6 separate regions of the Homo sapiens genome follow, and all the other regions are linked to region 2. Evidence: chromatin contacts called from ENCODE Hi-C or POLR2A ChIA-PET data. All regions are on one chromosome and are shown on one strand. Each heading gives the region's core, a stretch centred on a gene start or an enhancer-like site at or near the end of the contact. The rest is flanking DNA. Distances are from core to core; before and after follow the strand shown.

Region 1 (2,898 bases), core at 217-2,716, 530 kb after region 2:
ACGCCTGTAATCCCAACACCTTGTGGGGCTGAGGTGGGAGGATCGCTTGAGCCCGGGAGGTCGAGGCTGCAATGAGCCCTGATGGCGCCAATGCACTCCAGCCTGGGCGACAGAGCAAGACCCTGTCGCAAAAATTAATAAATAAATAAATAAAAAGAAAAGGGGGAAAAAAAGTTATACGTGGCCTTACGGGGAAGCCAACTCTGACTGGTTATAAGCTGAAACTGTCAAGTCAACAGGTGGCAGGGAAGATGGCTGAGACCAACAGCACAGAGATTTAGAGGCAGACAGACCTGGCGCCAATCCTAGGACAGGTTTTGGTAAGCCTTTGAATTTCAATTGCCCCACGTTTCGGGGGAGGGGGTAGCACCCCCTAGCTCATAAACCTTAGTGATTGATGATTAAATGAGATGACGGAGGAAAACGCAAGGCACAAAGTGGATGCATTAGCTCCATTTTGTTAATCAGCAGGCTTAGTTGGCTGCGACCCAGACACGAACTAAAATACAGTGCAGCCCAGGACCAGTGGGGGTCTTGCTTATGGCTCAGAGCTGAACAACACATGGGCAGCAAAATCAGACACTGAGATGCGGGCAGGCCTGCGACGCTGAAGTCAATTCCTTTGAACAAACAGAACACTTCCGTCCCAAGATTAGCAGGAATTAATCTCCCAGTCTCGGGTACACCTGGTTGTCCCTCCCTGTCCTGGCGCGGCAAACGTTCCCGGAGGCCAGCCAGGGATCACTCGCCCAAGGACTGAGCTTTCCCTACTCTCAGCCAACTGGAGCGGGACCAGGGCCTAGGCAACGCAGCTGTCCGCCCCTAACAACCACTCACCTGCTTTCCCCTTTCTATAGGCCAGCAAAGGTACATTCTTTTTCTTATTGGGCCGCGTAACTTATCGCAACCAATCAGTGGCAGCCACGGGACCCAACTCACTCCCACACAACTTGTGGGGGTGATCATGGAGAAGACAAATTTTTGTTTTCCGCATCCAGTTCTCTCAGAGAGCACCGTATTTGTCAAACTGTTGTGACTCTCCCTAAATGTTTAAGAAAACATTTCATTCCCCTCAGGCTTGTATAGTCTGTCCCTGGCCTACTCCCCGCTCCAGGTGGTACAGCCCGCAAGCGGCTCCCCTTCCCAGCTGCTCGCGGGGCCGAGTCCCCCAGTCCGAGGAGGCCACTCAGCGCAGGAGCCATACCATCTGTGACTAATAAATAATAGGGGGACCTCCGACTCCCCCCTGTTGCCTTATTACCTTCCGACCACCTCTCGGACCTCTTGCCCAGCCCTTCCCCGTAGACATCACCCCAGATACGGTGGTGACACCATTGCTATGGGCCCACGTAGGGCGCAGTGCGAGCCAGGGCAGGACGCACTTGGTACGACCCACGCCGCGCCCCGCGCCGCCGGAAGTGAGGTGTCTGACCCCCGAAGTTCCGGTTCGCAGGGGGTGGGGAGTGTTGTTAACCGGAGGGGCAGCCGCAGTCGCGCGGATTGAGCGGGCTCGCGGCGCTGGGTTCCTGGTGAGTGGGGCGAAGTCTGGCCCGAGTTGTGGTTGGGGTCGGGACCCGAACCTTCCCCTTGAGGTCTCCGGAGTCGGCACGCCCCTCAGCCCCGCCGCACGCTTTCGGCCTGTCAGCTGGCCGGAGACCTCAGACGCCGGTGCGGCCGCTTTGCTCAAGCCTGGGCCCTGCCTGCGACGCCCGCAACTCCTGGTGCTCACAGGTGCGCGGCCGCGAGGGCGACCCGGCTCCTCCCGTCCCGCTGCTGCTCTCTCCCGTCCCGCTGTTTTTGTGGTGCTCTGAGTTGACACTACTCCGGGGGTCGGGGGACCCCAGGATTCCAGGCTGACGTTCCCCGCCCGCTCCCGCAGGGCGGGCGTCCGAACTGCCCACCCTAACACAGCTGTCACCGGCGCTGTCGCCTGCCCAGCCTGCTATCCTCTGTGCCTTGGCTGCTCTCAGCCCTGGCTGCGCATTCCCGCCCCTGGAGCAGATTTCTGCTGTTGCCTCCCACCCCATCTTCTCCACCGGAGGGTCAGCGGTGCAGCTCCCCCTCCTCCAACATTGCAGCTTTTCCTCATCACCTCCCTAGAGGAGGCGGCTTGGCAGGCAGCGTGGAAAGAGCCCTAGATTTGAAGCAAGACTGACCCAGGTTCCAGGCCTTGCGTCAGTGTGATCACTTAACCCCTTCGAGTCTAATTTGTAAAATGGGGTAGCGTAAGCTATTCTTTGTCTGATGATTTCGAGGGCGAAATGTGATTTCCCCCCCACTTTCTCCTATGAATTGAGGCTGTGCCAGGCACCGGGCTATTTTGCACAGCACGAGCATCACATAAGTTATTTTCTTGCCCCATGCAGGTCTCCGGGCCAGGGCAATGTTCCGCACGGCAGTGATGATGGCGGCCAGCCTGGCGCTGACCGGGGCTGTGGTGGCTCACGCCTACTACCTCAAACACCAGTTCTACCCCACTGTGGTGTACCTGACCAAGTCCAGCCCCAGCATGGCAGTGAGTTCAGGGCTCAGGGAGGGAGGAACTCCCTGGGAGGGAAGGAGGAGTCTGCCTGGGCAAGGGGCGGGGCTAGAGGTCAGGTAAGTAGGGAAGTAGCCGCCAGCTGCCTAACTTTGAATAAACTGTGATGAGGATGTGGAGGATCCTGCATGATGAGTCCCAAGGAGAGGAAAGCAGAAAGTGACCTCAAACCACAGCCTCTCCCCACTCCTAGGTCCTGTACATCCAGGCCTTTGTCCTTGTCTTCCTTCTGGGCAAGGTGATGGGCAAGGTGTTCTTTGGGCAACTGAGGGCAGCAGAGATGGAGGTAAGATGTCGGCTGCCCCAAAGGTGAGGGCAGGGTGCTGGGAAAGAATGTTTGGTATCCACATTATTCCCTG
Region 2 (2,756 bases), core at 1-2,500:
ATAAATATACATGAATTTTAAGAAGAGGATCCATGCAAGGTTCAATGATAATTGTATATCATTAACCAAAGATTTTAATTAATCCATTCTGTCACCTGAAGTCGGCCTCCCCCGCCCCCTGCCAAAAGTAAACACTTTTCTAATCAGGGCCAGCCACTGGAGAAACTGAAATGAGTGGGCGGGGTGCTAACTCTATTTTCACTTTTCTCTTCCTGTTTCTTCAGAGCCTGGGAAACAAGTCAGAATTTCCAATCTTTTCCAATTCCCACATGATTTCCTAATTTAAGACGAATTCAGAGAAAATAAAAAAGTCTTTCTCCATCTGGAGAAGACTCCGCCCCCTGCAGTGGAGCATCCTCCTTTGGGGATGAGGCCTGGGGTGGGGGTGCGTCAGCCCCAGCCTCCACACGGACGCGCCTTGGGCTTGGTCTTGGGGGAGCTACCTGCACTGTGGGGTCACATGACAGAATTAGTGGTCAGCCCTAGCTGGAGGTCCAGGGCAAACACAGGCGGGGGCAGGGGGGTGGGGGGTCGTGAGCCTGCTGATTCAAGTGTCCCTGTGGGTCCCGCACCTTCTGAGACACAAGCGCCAGGCTTCAGAGACGAGGCTCCGGGATTTACCCCTGGGGGCCTCCTGCTCCCACAGCCGATGAGAGCCGGCAGTTTGGCTGTATCGTAAGCTGGCGCTTTAGCTGGAGAGGGACGAGCCCTCGGCCAGCTCGCCAGCGGGAGGGCCTCAGTCGTCCCATCCGGGCTGTAGGCTCCGCAAAGCTCTTGATGCACTGTCAGGCTGGGAGGTCCGGCCGCTCCCATTCCCCCACAGCCGCATCTAGATTGGGGTGGGTAGGACATTTTAACGTGCTTCTGAGACAGCCACCACCGAAAGGCACCTTTAGCGGTTAGGAAACCCGCGCGGAGTTCAACCACCCGGCCTCTGCGGAGCAGAAGGCCCGGTCGGGCTTTTCCCTGCGCGGGGCGGGCGGCCGCAGCCCAGTAGCCCTGGCTTTGCTCCAGACCCGGCCCAGAGTGACATCACCAAACTCCGCCGATCGGCGGGAGGGGGCCCTGAAATCCCCTAAAAACAAAGTGAGTAATCGGCGGACCCACCCTCCAGGCGGGGCCGGGACCCGGGAGCTAGCCGAGCCACCGGGCACGCCAGCCTCTTCGTCCTCGGCGAGGCGCGCACTTGGCCCCGACCCCCGGCAGCGGCTGTGCGTGCAGCCTCTTCGTCCTCCGCGCGGCGTGCACTTGCTCCCGGCCCCTGCGCCGGGCGGCGGCGGGGCAGCGCGCAGGCGCGGCCGGATTCCGGGCAGTGACGCGACGGCGGGCCGCGCGGCGCATTTCCGCCTCTGGCGAATGGCTCGTCTGTAGTGCACGCCGCGGGCCCAGCTGCGACCCCGGCCCCGCCCCCGGGACCCCGGCCATGGACGGTGAGGTCGCCCTCTGACCCCGCGGGGTGGCATCGCCGGGGCCGCCGCGGCTGTGGCGGGAGCCCCCGCGCCGCTTTCCGCCCCTTCCTGCGCCGACGGGCGCTGCGCAGGGAGCGGTCGGCCTGCCGGATGGTGGCGCGGGGCGGGGCAGGCGGGGAGGGGTCTGACTCAGTTTCCCCTCTGGGTGGAGGGGGTGGCCCTTGACTCAGCATCCTCCCTGGGTGGGGGAGCAGAGGGAACCTTGACTCAGTTTCCCTCCACACCGTCCATGGGGGCAGCTCTGGCTTCGTTTCCCTATTAGGGGAGAACGCATCTGATTCAGTTTCCTCTCTGGAGGGAGGTGGGGCGTGCCCTCCCTCAATTTTCCTTAAGAAAGTACAACAGGCCCTGATTCAGCTTCCCTCTGGAGAAGAAGGATTCCTTACCCCGTTTTCCCTCAAGAAGCAGGTGTTTCTGGTTCCTTTCCTCCACCCCTTAGTTTCACCGCAGGTTCTAGGGAGCAGGTCCTGACTCAGTTCCCCTGGGAGGGAGCCTGGCTTCTCCTCTCCGTGGAGAGCAGATTCCTCCTTGTGAGAATGGGCATTGGGTGTGTGCTGACCCTGATCTCCCTCCCCTTTCAGAACTGTTCCCCCTCATCTTCCCGGCAGGTAAGTGGCCCCCGCGGCGGTCGGGGAGGTGCTCCCTGGGGTAGGGCAGTGGGGGCAGCCGCCTAATGGGGCTGCGGTGTCCCCTGGCAGAGCCAGCCCAGGCCTCTGGCCCCTATGTGGAGATCATTGAGCAGCCCAAGCAGCGGGGCATGCGCTTCCGCTACAAGTGCGAGGGGCGCTCCGCGGGCAGCATCCCAGGCGAGAGGAGCACAGATACCACCAAGACCCACCCCACCATCAAGGTCAGCACTGCGCCAGGGTGTGCGGGGAAGGGACTGTGGAACCCCAGCCCTCTGTGTTTGGGAGTCAGGTTTGGATGTCTGGGCCTCTGTACTTTGGACAGATCAATGGCTACACAGGACCAGGGACAGTGCGCATCTCCCTGGTCACCAAGGACCCTCCTCACCGGCCTCACCCCCACGAGCTTGTAGGAAAGGACTGCCGGGATGGCTTCTATGAGGCTGAGCTCTGCCCGGACCGCTGCATCCACAGGTGAGGTCCCTGCAGGCTAGGAGGCCCAGCATGAGGGGACAGGAGGCGGGCTATGAAGTAGCCGCTACAGTGTTACTCCTTTCTGGACCCAGGGCAGAATTCCTCACTCCTTGCCCTGACTCAGCTCTGCAAGTAAACTGCCTTTGTCTTGAAATTATCTATTTGTACGTTTACTCTAGCAGATGAG
Region 3 (2,700 bases), core at 107-2,606, 710 kb before region 2:
ACCCTCTGAGGCTAACTGAGGGGAAGGGATGGGAAGGCAGATTAAGAAGTGTTAGCAACCTGTTAACACCCTTGACATATTCAGAGGCTTGAAAGAAAATGGGAAGAATAACTTTCTCTTTCGGTGTAATTTAATGCTGTCTCTGTTCTCCCTAAAATCACCTGCATTTTACTGCAACCACCCATTTATCACTCAACGGCGCTAGATGCTGCCAGTAAACCAATGGACCAGATAAGCACAGCCTCTGCCCCTACAGACTCTCAGTCGGCTGGAGGAAAAACATAAGCAACCTGGGAATGGCTATAAAATGTCATTGCTTAAGAAAATAGTTTGTGGCCGGGCGTGGTGGCTCACGCCTGTAATAGCAACATTTTGGGAGGCCGATGCGGGCGGATCACCTGAGGTCAAGAGTTCGAGACCAGCCTGGTCAAAAGATGAGTTCGAGACTAGACTGGCCACCTCTTCAGTAGAGCTGGTGAAGCCCCGTTTCTACTAAAAATACAAAAATTAACCGGACGTGGTGGCATGCGCCTGTAGTCCCAGCTACTCCTGAGGCTGAGGCACCAGAATCGCTTGAACCTGCCTGGGAGGGGGAGGTTGCAGTGAGCCAAGATCACGCCACTGCACTTCCGCCTGGGCGACAGAGCGACACTCAGTCTCAAAAAAACTAGTTTGTGTTTTGGAGCCTCTCACTTCTCCAGCGTCCCCGATACGCCCGGGGATTGCAGAGAACCCACACCTATTCGTAGATTATGAGAGTAGGAGCAAATTAATGATTTATAGTCTTTTCAAATTTTTTTTTTTAACAGAAAAAGAGTAGGGAGTTGAAAGTAATGCTGTTTTTTTCCAGGCACTCCCGGGGACCCAGCGCGGCGAAGCCCGCCAGGATCGCGGGCGACCTGTGGCAGCTCTGGTTCCCCCGCCCGGGCCCGGCTCGGGTTACGCTCTGGGCGGGGACTCCGCAGCGGCTCCCTAGTTAGGGGGCGCCCCGGTGGGTTCCAGCTTTAGGGGTCGCAGGAGCGGCTCTGGCATCACCTCGGAGCTGACGAAGCGGGAAGAGCCCCGCACCAGTGCTGCCCCTACAGAGCTCTCGGCGGGGGGTGGAGGTGAGGTTACACCTCGTCCCTACCCCCGCCTTCCCCTCCGCCGCAGGGATCCGGGACCCGCCCCCGCGGAGAGGACGGGGGGCTGCGGGGAGGGGCTGTGCGGGGAGCGGGCGGGTTCCGCAGGCCCCTAGGTGGGGCGGGGCCCGAGCCAGAGTCGAGTCCCTGAGGCGGGTGGGGGAAGGAGAGACGGGTGGCGCGACCCTCTGTCCCCGCCTCGGGGCGGAGCCCAGGTCCCAGCCTGCGGAGCGCGAGACACGCCGAAATCCGCCCGAGGCTACCTGTGCGACTCCAGCCGCCCTGCACCGGAATCTGGGGAGACCCGCCCCCCGCCCCACCGGTCTGCGGCCCTCCGCCCCAGCGCAGGTGCAGGTGCGGCTTCTCTGCCCCTTTCACCCCAGGCGCATCCGCCGCGGCGGCCATGGCGCGAGGAGACGCCCCGCGGGACAGGTGAGTGGGCCCGGGTGCGTTGCAAGTGGCCGGGGGCGTTGCAGACCCGCTCCCTGAAGGCGCTCCGAGGCTCAGAGAAGACCGGATCGAACTACAATTCCCATCAGCCGACTCCCTCGGCCGCCGGAACCGGGGTGATCGGGGTTGTAGTCCGCTCCGGAGGGGGTGGCCTGGGAGGCGGGAGGGCCTGCGGAGGCGGGTGCGTCCTCGGGGTGACCTTCCCACCGATCCCCACAGCTACCACCTGGTCGGGATCAGCTTCTTCATCCTGGGGCTGGGCACCCTCCTTCCCTGGAACTTCTTCATCACCGCCATCCCGGTGAGACTCCTGGCGGCGTGGCAGCCTCGTGGCCACAGCCAGCACCCCTCCCTCCAGCCCTTTGGATGAAGCTTAGCGGGCGCTTCCTCACCGCGCACCTGTGACCCCTCGTTGAGCTCATTATGGGCTGAAGCTCGGAGAGGGGAATGCTTCCCCCGTGGCTAGGAAAGTAGAACTTCAGCAATGCCCACATCTCAGAGGGGCAAGGCCACCAGCCCACAGGGTCTGGAATGAGCAAAGGCGCTGCCACCCCTCTCTGTGTGTCGTTATTCCTGAGTCAGTCACCCCAAAAGTCGGTTATCGAACGTTTGATTTTCTTTGAAATACCATGAATTTCATTCATTCACTCATTCATTCAACAAACTTTTTTTTTTTTTTTTTTTTTGAGACAGAGTCTGGCTCTTTCGCCCAGGCTGGAGTGCAGTGGCGCCATCTCGGCTCACTGCAAGCTCCGCCTCCCGGGTTCACGCCATTCTCCTGCCTCACCCTCCCGAGTAGCTGGGACTACAGGCGCCCGCCGCCACGCGCGGCTATTTTTTTTTGTATTTTTAGTAGAGACGGGGTTTCACCGTGTTAGCCAGGATGGTCTCGATCTCCTGACCTCGTGATCCTCCCGCCTCGGCCTCCCAAAGTGCTGGGATTACAGGCGTGAGCCACCGTGCCCAGCCTCATTCAACAAACTTTTAATGTGCATCTACTGTGGAGCAGGCACTGGGGACACAGGAGGAAACAGCAGGGAGGCTCTTCAGGGAAGGCAGAAATGTGGGGTTTGCATTGTCTTTGGGACCGGGTTATTCATCTGTATTCACTGCAACAACTTTGCAAATG
Region 4 (2,700 bases), core at 73-2,572, 750 kb after region 2:
GGTAATTAGCTGGGTGCGGTGGTGCATGCCTGTAATCCCAGCTACTCTGGGAGGCCAAGGCAGCAGAATCATTTGAACCCAGGAGGCAGAGGTTGCAGTGAGCCAAGATTGTGCCACTGCACTCCAGCCTAGGTGACAGAGAGAGTCTGTCTCAAAAAGAAAAGAAAAGAAACATAATTACCTATGGCTGTTCCTGAAGTCGCCCATGATGTAAGAGGTTTTGTGTGGCTGCCCCCTACAGAGCAGCGGTTGGCAAACTTTTTCTGTGAAGGGCCAGAAAATAAATATTTTAGGCTTTGCAGGCCTCTGTCTCAAGTACTGAATTCTGCTCTTGTAGCAAGAAAGCAGCCCGGGGCAGAACTTAAGCAAATGAGCAAGACTGTGTGACACTAAAACGTTATGTATAAACACTGGAATGTGAATTTCATATGATTTTTCACATGCCATGAAAAGTTCATTCTTCTTTTGATTTTTCCCCTAACCATTTAAAAGACATAAAAACCATACTTAGCTCAAAGGCCGTACAAAAACAATGCCCCCCTGCTTAAAGGAGGCAGAATCCATTCTTTGATTTTAGGACTAGAGATATGAAAAGCTATTATTATTTCAGAGAGGTGCCTAAGGCCTGACCGACGGCAGAGAGAAGGGAGGGTCAGTTAATCTCCCTCTGAGCATTCCGGGGTGAGGAGGGGAAAAAAGACCTTCCTTGGTGATGGATTCAGAGCCCTTATTTATTTTTGTTTGTTTTTGAGGCAGGGTCTTTCTCGTATCTTAATCTGTTTTCTTACCTGTAAAGCGGTGGCAATAATCCCTACCTTGAGCGATTATTAAGAGGGCTCAATGAGATAAAGGATGGTAAAAGATTTTGCAAAATGCGAATGTTTACTCACTTAATTGTTTCCACAGATGCGCGCTTAAGATCGCGCACTGAGTTTACTCCTCTGGGGAAGGCTTCTACGAAGTTTGATGGGACACTGTCCCTTTAAATCCTCCCCAACCACTTAAAGTGGTTGGACGAATCAGCACATGCGCATTCCTTTGAGGGGCCGGCACCTGGAGCAACAGCCTTCCCAGAGCCTGTAGAGGGGAGGTTAAAGGTCCTCCCACACAGTACTTTACGCAAGCGTAAATCATGATTGAGAGCCCTATATCATGCAGAGAGCCCAGTCCCTTTTTCGCGCCCGAAGGCTCCGCCCCGCGCAGCCAATCAGTAGGCCTCGCCCTTTGCAATAGCCAATGACAGTGAGCGTAGGGGGCGTGGCTGGGCGTCCGGAGGCGCGGCCTGGCGCCTAGAGAAGCGGCGGGGCGAGCCGGGGGCTCTAGTGAACAGCGGAGCCGGACGGGGATCGCCGGCGGGCGGCAAGCGGAGGCGGCCCAGGCCCGGCGGTCTCCGAGATGTCACGATGGCTGTGGCCATGGTCAAACTGTGTGAAAGAGCGGGTCTGCCGCTACTTGCTGCACCACTACTTAGGTCACTTCTTCCAAGAGCACCTCAGCCTGGACCAGCTCAGCCTCGATCTGTACAAGGGCAGCGTTGCCCTGCGAGACATCCACCTGGAAATCTGGGTGAGGAGCCAGGCCCGAGTCCAGGAAGGTGCGGAGGGTGGGAGCGCAGCGACCTGAGGCTCCCTGCGGCAGGATCGGGCTGGGGGATCAGGCACCGGGCGTAGAGAGGCCAGGGGAATCTTGCCCTCTCCAGGCGTCAGAGGCACCCCGGCTGGCCTCTTCAGTTCCTTACCAGAGCCAGAAACTGAGCGGGAAGGGGTTTCTGTCTCCACGGGAGGAGAAACTGAGGCTGGAGAGGGCAAGATCACCTGTCTGGAGAATGCAAGACAAACTCGTCGAGTTTGGGGGCTGAGTTAAGGAGGTTGGCTCTCGGGCTGAGGAGGGGCTGGGGAGGGAGCGTAGGAACTGAGCTGGGCCAGGGCAGTGACAGACTTGGGCCTGCGCAGCTGGTGGGGGAAGCTGGTAGGGGTCCGGAGCCCTGGCGAGGACACCTGTGGATCATGTGCCCTGACCTCTTGACCCCACGGTCCTGAGCCCGTAGGTGGGATCAACAAACCACCGGATGTGTATGTCAACAACCGCGTCAGTACGTCAGTACCAGTGTTGATCAACACCTCGTGTGCCTGGGTCGCTGCCTACTTCCTGCTTTTGGGAGAGTGGGATGGGCCAAGTGGGTGTCTAGGGAGGGACTGGATGGCCCCCACCTACATCTCCCACCGACCCCCCCGGCTCAGTGTCCCTGCCTGGAGGGAGGCCCTGGAGGAAAGGTGGGGAGATCTGGCTTCAAGCCGGGAGGAGGCCAAGGGAGATGCTAGGGAGGCCAAGAGGTGTAAGGTCAGAGGCTTGAGGCTGGGAACGGTGAGGAGCCCTGACTCACAGCTCAGCTGACCTGGGGAGCTTTGAAGGAGCCACCAATTAGAGGCGCGTCCTGGTCGATCCACCAGGTCCAGAGCAGCAGGGGTGGGCATGGAGGCAGGGACTTCTCAGTTTTGTGGCTGGACTCAGGGGGCTGCTAATCTGGGCAGAAGAGCTAGGCTTTGGGGGTAGGCCAGGCCCTGGTGAGCAAATGTGGGGTAGGATAATCGTGGGCCCTGAACTGGGGGCACCCCCCAGTGGCCTGCTGTCTGTGAATTCTGGTGTAGGAAGCCCTCTCTGACCTCTAACCTTAGCCTCAGCCTCTAAGGCCGTCTCTAG
Region 5 (2,891 bases), core at 179-2,678, 650 kb after region 2:
CAACCCCCCCGCCACACACACACACACGCATTACAGAATTTCCATGAAGGTAAGATTTTTTAGTTTTATTACCCTGGGCACTAGGACAGTGTCTAGCACATATTAGGCACTCAATATTTATCAAATGAGTGAACTGTATGCTTTTCTTAGAGCTCTTTAAAGCAGACATGCGGCCCGGCGCAGTGGCTCACGCCCATAATCCCAACAGTTTGGGAGGCCAAGGCGGGTGGATCACTTGAGGTCAGGAATTCGAGAACAGCCTGACCAACAAGGTGAAACCCCGTCTCTACTAACAATATTTAAAAAAATAGCCGGGCGTGGTGGCGGGCACCTGTAATCCCAGCTACTTGGGAGGCTGAGGCAGGAGAATTGCTTGAACTCGGGGGGCGGAGGTTGCAGCGAGCTGAGATTGTGCCACTGCACTCCAGCCTGGGCAACAAGAGCGAAACTCCGTCTCAAACAAAACAAAATAAAACAGACATGGGCCGGACTCCGTGGCTCATGCCTATATTCCCAGAGTTTTGGGAGGCTGAGGCAGGAGGATCACTTAAGCCTAGAAGCTGGAGGCTGCGGTGAGCCTTGATTGTGCCACTGCACTCCAGCCAGGGCAACAGAGCAAGACCCTGTCTCAAAAAACAAAACAGTCATGATGTGATTATTAAGTTATATGTGCACGTAAGCGTCTTATCTCCCCAGCCATTCCCCCGCGGAGCCTGGCACAGAGCTGGGGGAACAGGTGCGGGCGCCTAACTGGACTCAGAAGGCGCACAGGGCGCACGGGACACTCGGGCCCACACACACACATCCTCAGCCGCAGGGACAACCACGGGCCGCGTAACACCAAAGAGACGGACTGTTGGATCCACGCTCGAAAGGATCCGCGGAGCCCACACGCGCCACCCGCCACCCCGCACGCCCCCGGGATTCGGAGCTCGAGGGCGGGGCCGGGGCCTGGAACCCTCGGGCCCGGGGGAGGAGATCAGAGCCGGGAGGGCAGCGGCCCCACGCTTGGGCCAGGCCGCCGGGTGGTGGCGTCCGAGTTATCTCCGGGACCCACCACCCCTGACACTCGGGCCGCCTAGCCCCGCCGCTGCGCCTGCAGGACCGCTTCTGCGGCCCTCGGAGCTGGCCCCTGCCCCAGTCCTGGGGTGCGGCTCCTCCCGGCCCGACGGGGCGATTGATGGGGCCCGCGTGGTGACGCCAGGGGCAGTTGGGACGCGCCGGCCGCCGCGTTCCGCTCCCGACAGGGGGCGCCCGGCACCGCCTGCCCGGCTGGACCCCGCCACCCTCGCGGTTCCGGCGTCCGGTAGGATACAGCATGAGCAGTCGCAGCTCCCGCTCTTTCTGCTTCATCTTCTTCAGAATGGTCAGGAGCCCCATGGTCCCCGGAGCCCCCTCCCGGCCGCCGTTTCTTCCCAGTCCCGGGACCCCGCTCCCGGTTCCTGTTGGCTATCACGCTCGCCGACGGCATAGTCGATTGGCCGGACGCTCGTTTGGTCCCGCCCTTGCCGCACGTGACCGCGAGGTCGCCCGCGCAGCTGCTGCGAGGGTCCCTCTAGCGGCGCGGGGGGTTTCTGTGCTGCCGCCCGCCCTGACGCTGCGCCTCCCGAGGGCTGAGGCTGGGGGAGCAAGGGCGACTCCCCCACCCTTTCCCCTGCCGGACTGGGGCTCTTGGCCGGAGCGGAAACCTTGAAGTTCCTGAGTTGCATCTTGGCTGCGTCTGACCTGAGAGTCAGAACCCAGGGCCCCCAGGTACGGACGAACTCATCCTGGGGCCAGTGTAGGCCCCCGTTCCCAGCAACACAGTCCAAATCCTGCTCATCTGGGCCCTCGGCATCATCCTCTGACAGAGCGGAAAGTTGGGCCTCCCCCTACCCGGCTCCGGTGGCTCTCAGTTCAGGGCGGCGGTGCCCCCTGGAGGCCGTTCGGAAACATGCGGGGCGTCCCTGGGTTCCAATGACGGAATTGCAGTCCCGCCCCAAAGGCTGCCCCCACCCAGAGGCCCAGCGTTTCCCTGTTCAGAAGCACAGTTCCTACTTTTGCAGATGGAAAAACTGAGGCCCAGATGGTGCTTAGCACAGTGGCTGGCATGTAGTAGGTGCTCAATAAATATTTGTTGTTGAATGAATGGCTTTGTCCAAGAGTTTCATTCTTTACTTTAGCGCTCAAGAAGTCCAGAAGAAGTGAGGAAATAGGTCAAGGACCAAGCCCTTTTGTAAACTCAGGAGACAGCCTTATTGCTGCAGGTAAGTGTGGATAGGCAGCACGGAAGAGCCTCTCTCATGCTTGGGAAAGAGCTGTCAGCACCAGCTGAGGACAATAGCTAACTCCTGTGTAACTGTTTGCAACGCACTTCACGTGTTCAGCTTCATCCTCCCTGCAACCCTGAGAGGTTTATATTCTTTTCGTAGCTATGATAATGGAATCCAGAGTGTTTAAGGAGCATGGGTGAGATTCAAACTCAGGTCTAGTAAATGGTAAAGCACAATGTCTTCATGCCTCCATGAAGTTTGCCTAGAGAGAGGTCTGGAAGAAGCTGGAGCTTCCCATCTTGCAGAAAGGGGCTTGTGGTCAGAGGAGGGCTGAACAGATAGGCTGCCTGAGTGGGACCCTTCGGTCAGCACCATTTACCCTCCATCACACACACACAAGGAAGAAAGTGAGCATATCGCCTACCCAGAGGCTTCGAAATGCAGCTAAGATCAAAATGGGAAATGCTGGCCGGGCGCCATGGCTCACGCCTGTAAACCCAGCACTTTGGGAGGCCGAGGCAGGTGGATCACGAGGTCAGGAGTTCAAGACCAGCCTGGCCAACATGGTGAAACCCCGTCTCTACTAAGAATACAAAAAATTAGCTGGGCGTGGTGGCGGCACCTGTAATCCCAGCTATT
Region 6 (2,700 bases), core at 67-2,566, 650 kb before region 2:
GCCTGGACCTGAGCTGGAAGGCTGAGCTGGGCCCCAGGGAACCAGGAAAGGAGGGGCCGGAGCTGGGGATGAACCAGGGGGTCGCGGAGGGGGCGGAGGGAACGCTACGCACCGCCCCCGGTCCCCGCTCTCACGTTCCCCTAACTCAAACCAGACGTCCCCGCCAGATCCTGCACAGCTTTAACCTCGGAGACGCCGTCGGGCAGGTTTGCTGGATGCCAATGAGGGTTGCGAGGCGGCCCAGACGGCTGAGTCTGGGAAGGAGGTGAGGAAGCCTGGGGAGCGACAAGGCCTGCAGAGACGGGATGGTCTGGAGTCCCCTCCGTGACCTCGGGTAGGGATCTAGAGCGCCTCGAGGGCAGGAAACAGTTAAATACACTGCAGTCGGAGGCGGGGGATGGGAGTGGGGAAGGGGGCCCAGAGCCGGCTCTTTGTCATCTGGTAATGAGCACCAGATGCGGAGCTGCGTGCGGGCCTAAACAGACGGCCTCCCAGGGCAGAGCCCCGGCCTGCGCCCAGCCCGGGCTCAGCCCACTTACTCGCAGGCCCCGCCTCATTCGGGCGCGGCGGCGAACTGCATACTCCAGCGGTATCAGCCCGGACCTGGGAGCTACGAGCCACGCCTACTCGCTGCAGAACAGAAGAGAGCCCCCGGGAGCTCTCCAGAGGCCCCGCCCACAAAGCCACAAGCCCCGCCCCTGCCAACTCAAAGATTCCAGCAGCGATTGTGCCCGCCCCCTGCCCTCTTGGCCCCGCCCAGTCCCCCGCCCACAACCTACAAGCCCCACCTCCTCCGCTCGGCGCGCGCAGATTGGCGGAACTATTAGTCTCGGCTTCTAGGAGGTATGAACTTCGCCCCGAGTTTACACATTCTCTTCACGCGGCGCTACAGGCCCCGCCCAACACAACTGCAAGCTTCGCCTCACAGAGCCCTGGACACTGCAGGGAATCCCTCAGAGGTCTTAACTCTGTTGGGGGATGATGTAAACTCCGCCCTCCAGGGAAACGTGTGAAGTTCCCCTCAACCTCCTCTTCAGGCTCCGTCCCCAGCTACAAGCTCCGCCCCCTCTCAAGCTCACAAAAGTGGAAGAACTGCGCCCTCGTAGGACTGTCACACCTCACACATCGAGCGGAGGTAGCGGTTCACCTACACGGAGCCCCGCCCCCGGGGCCGCCCACGAAAGATGCAAGCCACGCCCCTGGGGGCCCTGGAGTCCCGCCCACCCAGAGCGCCCTGGCTGCGGCGTAGCGCACAAATACGGCTCTGCGAAGAGCGCTACCGAGCGAGCCTCTTATCGCACGCCCCGCCCACACTCAGGCTCACCCTCTTGGCGCAAGCACCGCCCACTCCACCCCTGGGTCCCTTACCACCTTCGCGATATGCCCAGATCCACCAGTCCTCCGAACCCCTCATCTCTCACCACGATGCCCTTGAACCTGGCCCTGGAGCCCTCTTCTTCCTCCACCTACGGTTTCCGTTTGTCCAGATTTCGGGTTCTCTGGGCGAGCCCGGAGACTGGGCCCGGACAGCCGGGCAGATGGCGTCGATGGGCCTTTGGCGCCACCTGGCCTCGGCCCCACGGACTTACAGCCACCGCGAGGCCTCGGTAGGGCCTCTCTCTCAAAGCGTACTAATTGCTCAGTAAATAGAAATAGCTGCTTAATTCGTTAAATGTTAGTGTTACTTAAATATCTGCCGACTCCCCCCACGGGACAGCCCATCCTTTCGCAGATGCCTTTCGTCGTATGTGGAAATTCGTCCCTAAGGGAGCTTCGCACTGGCCCTCGAGCCACCCTATGAGCTGAGCGCCCCTGACAATCTCTAAAGTGGCTGGCTGGTCGAACTCTTGCTGTCTCTCCCCGACAAATCCTTTCGCCTGGAGGGCGAAAGCATCGCCTCTCATCTGGCGGCCTAGAATTCCTAGGACCAGGTTTCCCCCGCCCCCACCTAGTGCTCCAAAGGCTAGACACCTTCCCTGGGGGCTGTGTTGCGAAGGGGTGGGTTTGGGCGGGGAAGCCCTCAATTAGGAGCTGAAGGTCGTAGTTTTTAGGGACAGTGTCTCAAGGGAGACCCTATCTCAGCTCTCATCTCTACCTCTGAAAATAACAGCCTGGAGGGCAGGAGACGCTGAAGTTCAGGGCTAGGAACCCAGTAAAATATTTTTCAAACATTAGTGGGACAGACAGGGAGCAACCCTTGAGGAGGAAGGGAGTTGACACCACTGAGCTCCAGTTGGGCCCTTTGCTTCCTGCCTTAGCTGCCAACCTTGCCCTTACCCACCTCCGGGCAAATCAGGCCTGGGGAGAGGGATACTTTCCAGACCAGGTTCCAATGCTCGTGCACTAGCCATTACAAATGTAAATAGGGTTTAGCGCTAAATACTGACGATAATAATAGTGAATGCTTGAAGCACTTCTGTTTTGTTTTTGTTTTTGTTTTTTGTTTTTGTTTTTGTTTTTTCGAGACGGAGTTTCTCTCTTGTTGCTCAGGCTGGAGTGCAATAGCGCCATCTCGGCTCACTGCAACCTCCGCCTCCCAGGTTCAAGCGATTCTCCTGCCGCAGCCTCCCAAGTAGCTGGGATTACAGGCACCCACAACCACGCCCGGCTAATTTTTGTATTTTTAATACAGACGGGGTTTCACTATGTTGGTCAGGCTGGTTTCGAACTCTTCGCCTCAGGTGATCCACCCACCTCAGC

Evidence for each region. A loop is a pair of places that touch in the nucleus more often than their neighbours do. ChIA-PET counts read pairs that join two places held with the same protein, here RNA polymerase II (POLR2A). Pooled maps may share reads with other maps.
Region 1: a loop to region 2 is called in a pooled map, with 9 times the contacts of the local background. The contact joins the promoter of SYVN1 here to the promoter of RELA-DT in region 2. A Hi-C loop is called at or near these places in 8 of 50 pooled maps. POLR2A ChIA-PET finds 5 or more read pairs at or near these places in 3 of 52 experiments (A549, AG04449 and CD4-positive, alpha-beta T cell).
Region 3: a loop to region 2 is called in a pooled map, with 14 times the contacts of the local background. The contact joins the promoter of SLC29A2 here to the promoter of RELA-DT in region 2. A Hi-C loop is called at or near these places in 5 of 50 pooled maps. POLR2A ChIA-PET finds 5 or more read pairs at or near these places in 2 of 52 experiments (H1 and OCI-LY7).
Region 4: a loop to region 2 is called in a pooled map, with 6 times the contacts of the local background. The contact joins the promoter of ATG2A here to the promoter of RELA-DT in region 2. A Hi-C loop is called at or near these places in 8 of 50 pooled maps.
Region 5: a map of heart left ventricle shows a loop between it and region 2 (7-fold over the local background). The contact joins the promoter of ARL2-SNX15 here to the promoter of RELA-DT in region 2. A Hi-C loop is called at or near these places in 2 of 168 maps with a recorded cell type or tissue (gastrocnemius medialis and heart left ventricle), 4 of 37 single-sample maps with no recorded cell type and 13 of 50 pooled maps. POLR2A ChIA-PET finds 5 or more read pairs at or near these places in 1 of 52 experiments (PC-9).
Region 6: a pooled map shows a loop between it and region 2 (5-fold over the local background). The contact joins the enhancer-like site here to the promoter of RELA-DT in region 2. A Hi-C loop is called at or near these places in 6 of 50 pooled maps. POLR2A ChIA-PET finds 5 or more read pairs at or near these places in 2 of 52 experiments (CD8-positive, alpha-beta T cell and naive thymus-derived CD8-positive, alpha-beta T cell).

What each region holds. Positions count from the first base shown.
Region 1 is chr11:65,133,087-65,135,984 of GRCh38, reverse strand. It overlaps SYVN1 (synoviolin 1), which reads left to right and starts at 1,466. Exons shown (of 16, transcript NM_172230.3): 1 at 1,466-1,529; 2 at 2,367-2,515; 3 at 2,733-2,825. The coding sequence starts at 2,384. RefSeq lists silencers at 787-970, 2,687-2,863 and enhancers at 956-1,465, 824-1,727, 2,016-2,085.
Region 2 is chr11:65,661,500-65,664,255 of GRCh38, reverse strand. It overlaps RELA-DT (RELA divergent transcript), which reads right to left and starts at 1,250. Exons shown (of 4, transcript NR_183625.1): 1 at 1,108-1,250. RELA (RELA proto-oncogene, NF-kB subunit) reads left to right here and starts at 1,340. Exons shown (of 11, transcript NM_021975.4): 1 at 1,340-1,430; 2 at 2,051-2,077; 3 at 2,168-2,319; 4 at 2,421-2,569. The coding sequence starts at 1,424. RefSeq lists an enhancer at 834-1,033 and silencers at 1,124-1,533, 1,594-1,653.
Region 3 is chr11:66,370,416-66,373,115 of GRCh38, reverse strand. SLC29A2 (solute carrier family 29 member 2) reads left to right here and starts at 1,356. Exons shown (of 12, transcript NM_001532.3): 1 at 1,356-1,553; 2 at 1,791-1,872. The coding sequence starts at 1,525. RefSeq lists a silencer at 901-1,660.
Region 4 is chr11:64,915,831-64,918,530 of GRCh38, reverse strand. ATG2A (autophagy related 2A) reads left to right here and starts at 1,322. Exons shown (of 41, transcript NM_015104.3): 1 at 1,322-1,566. The coding sequence starts at 1,396. It also overlaps a transcript of PPP2R5B not described here. RefSeq lists an enhancer at 921-1,050 and a silencer at 1,101-1,410.
Region 5 is chr11:65,012,697-65,015,587 of GRCh38, reverse strand. It overlaps ARL2-SNX15 (ARL2-SNX15 readthrough (NMD candidate)), which reads right to left and starts at 1,428. Exons shown (of 11, transcript NR_037650.2): 1 at 1,316-1,428. ARL2 (ARF like GTPase 2) reads right to left here and starts at 1,428. Exons shown (of 5, transcript NM_001667.4): 1 at 1,316-1,428. The coding sequence starts at 1,380. RefSeq lists a silencer at 822-1,581.
Region 6 is chr11:66,310,832-66,313,531 of GRCh38, reverse strand. No RefSeq gene overlaps it. Among named protein-coding and RNA genes, the nearest start is that of CD248, 4.9 kb to the left of the region's middle. RefSeq lists a silencer at 1,082-1,331. Within about 2 kb of position 1,316, at least 39 of the 41 ENCODE cell types and tissues checked have a DNase peak (open chromatin) inside an H3K27ac peak, as active enhancers do; they include CD8-positive, alpha-beta T cell, where a contact is called at or near this core.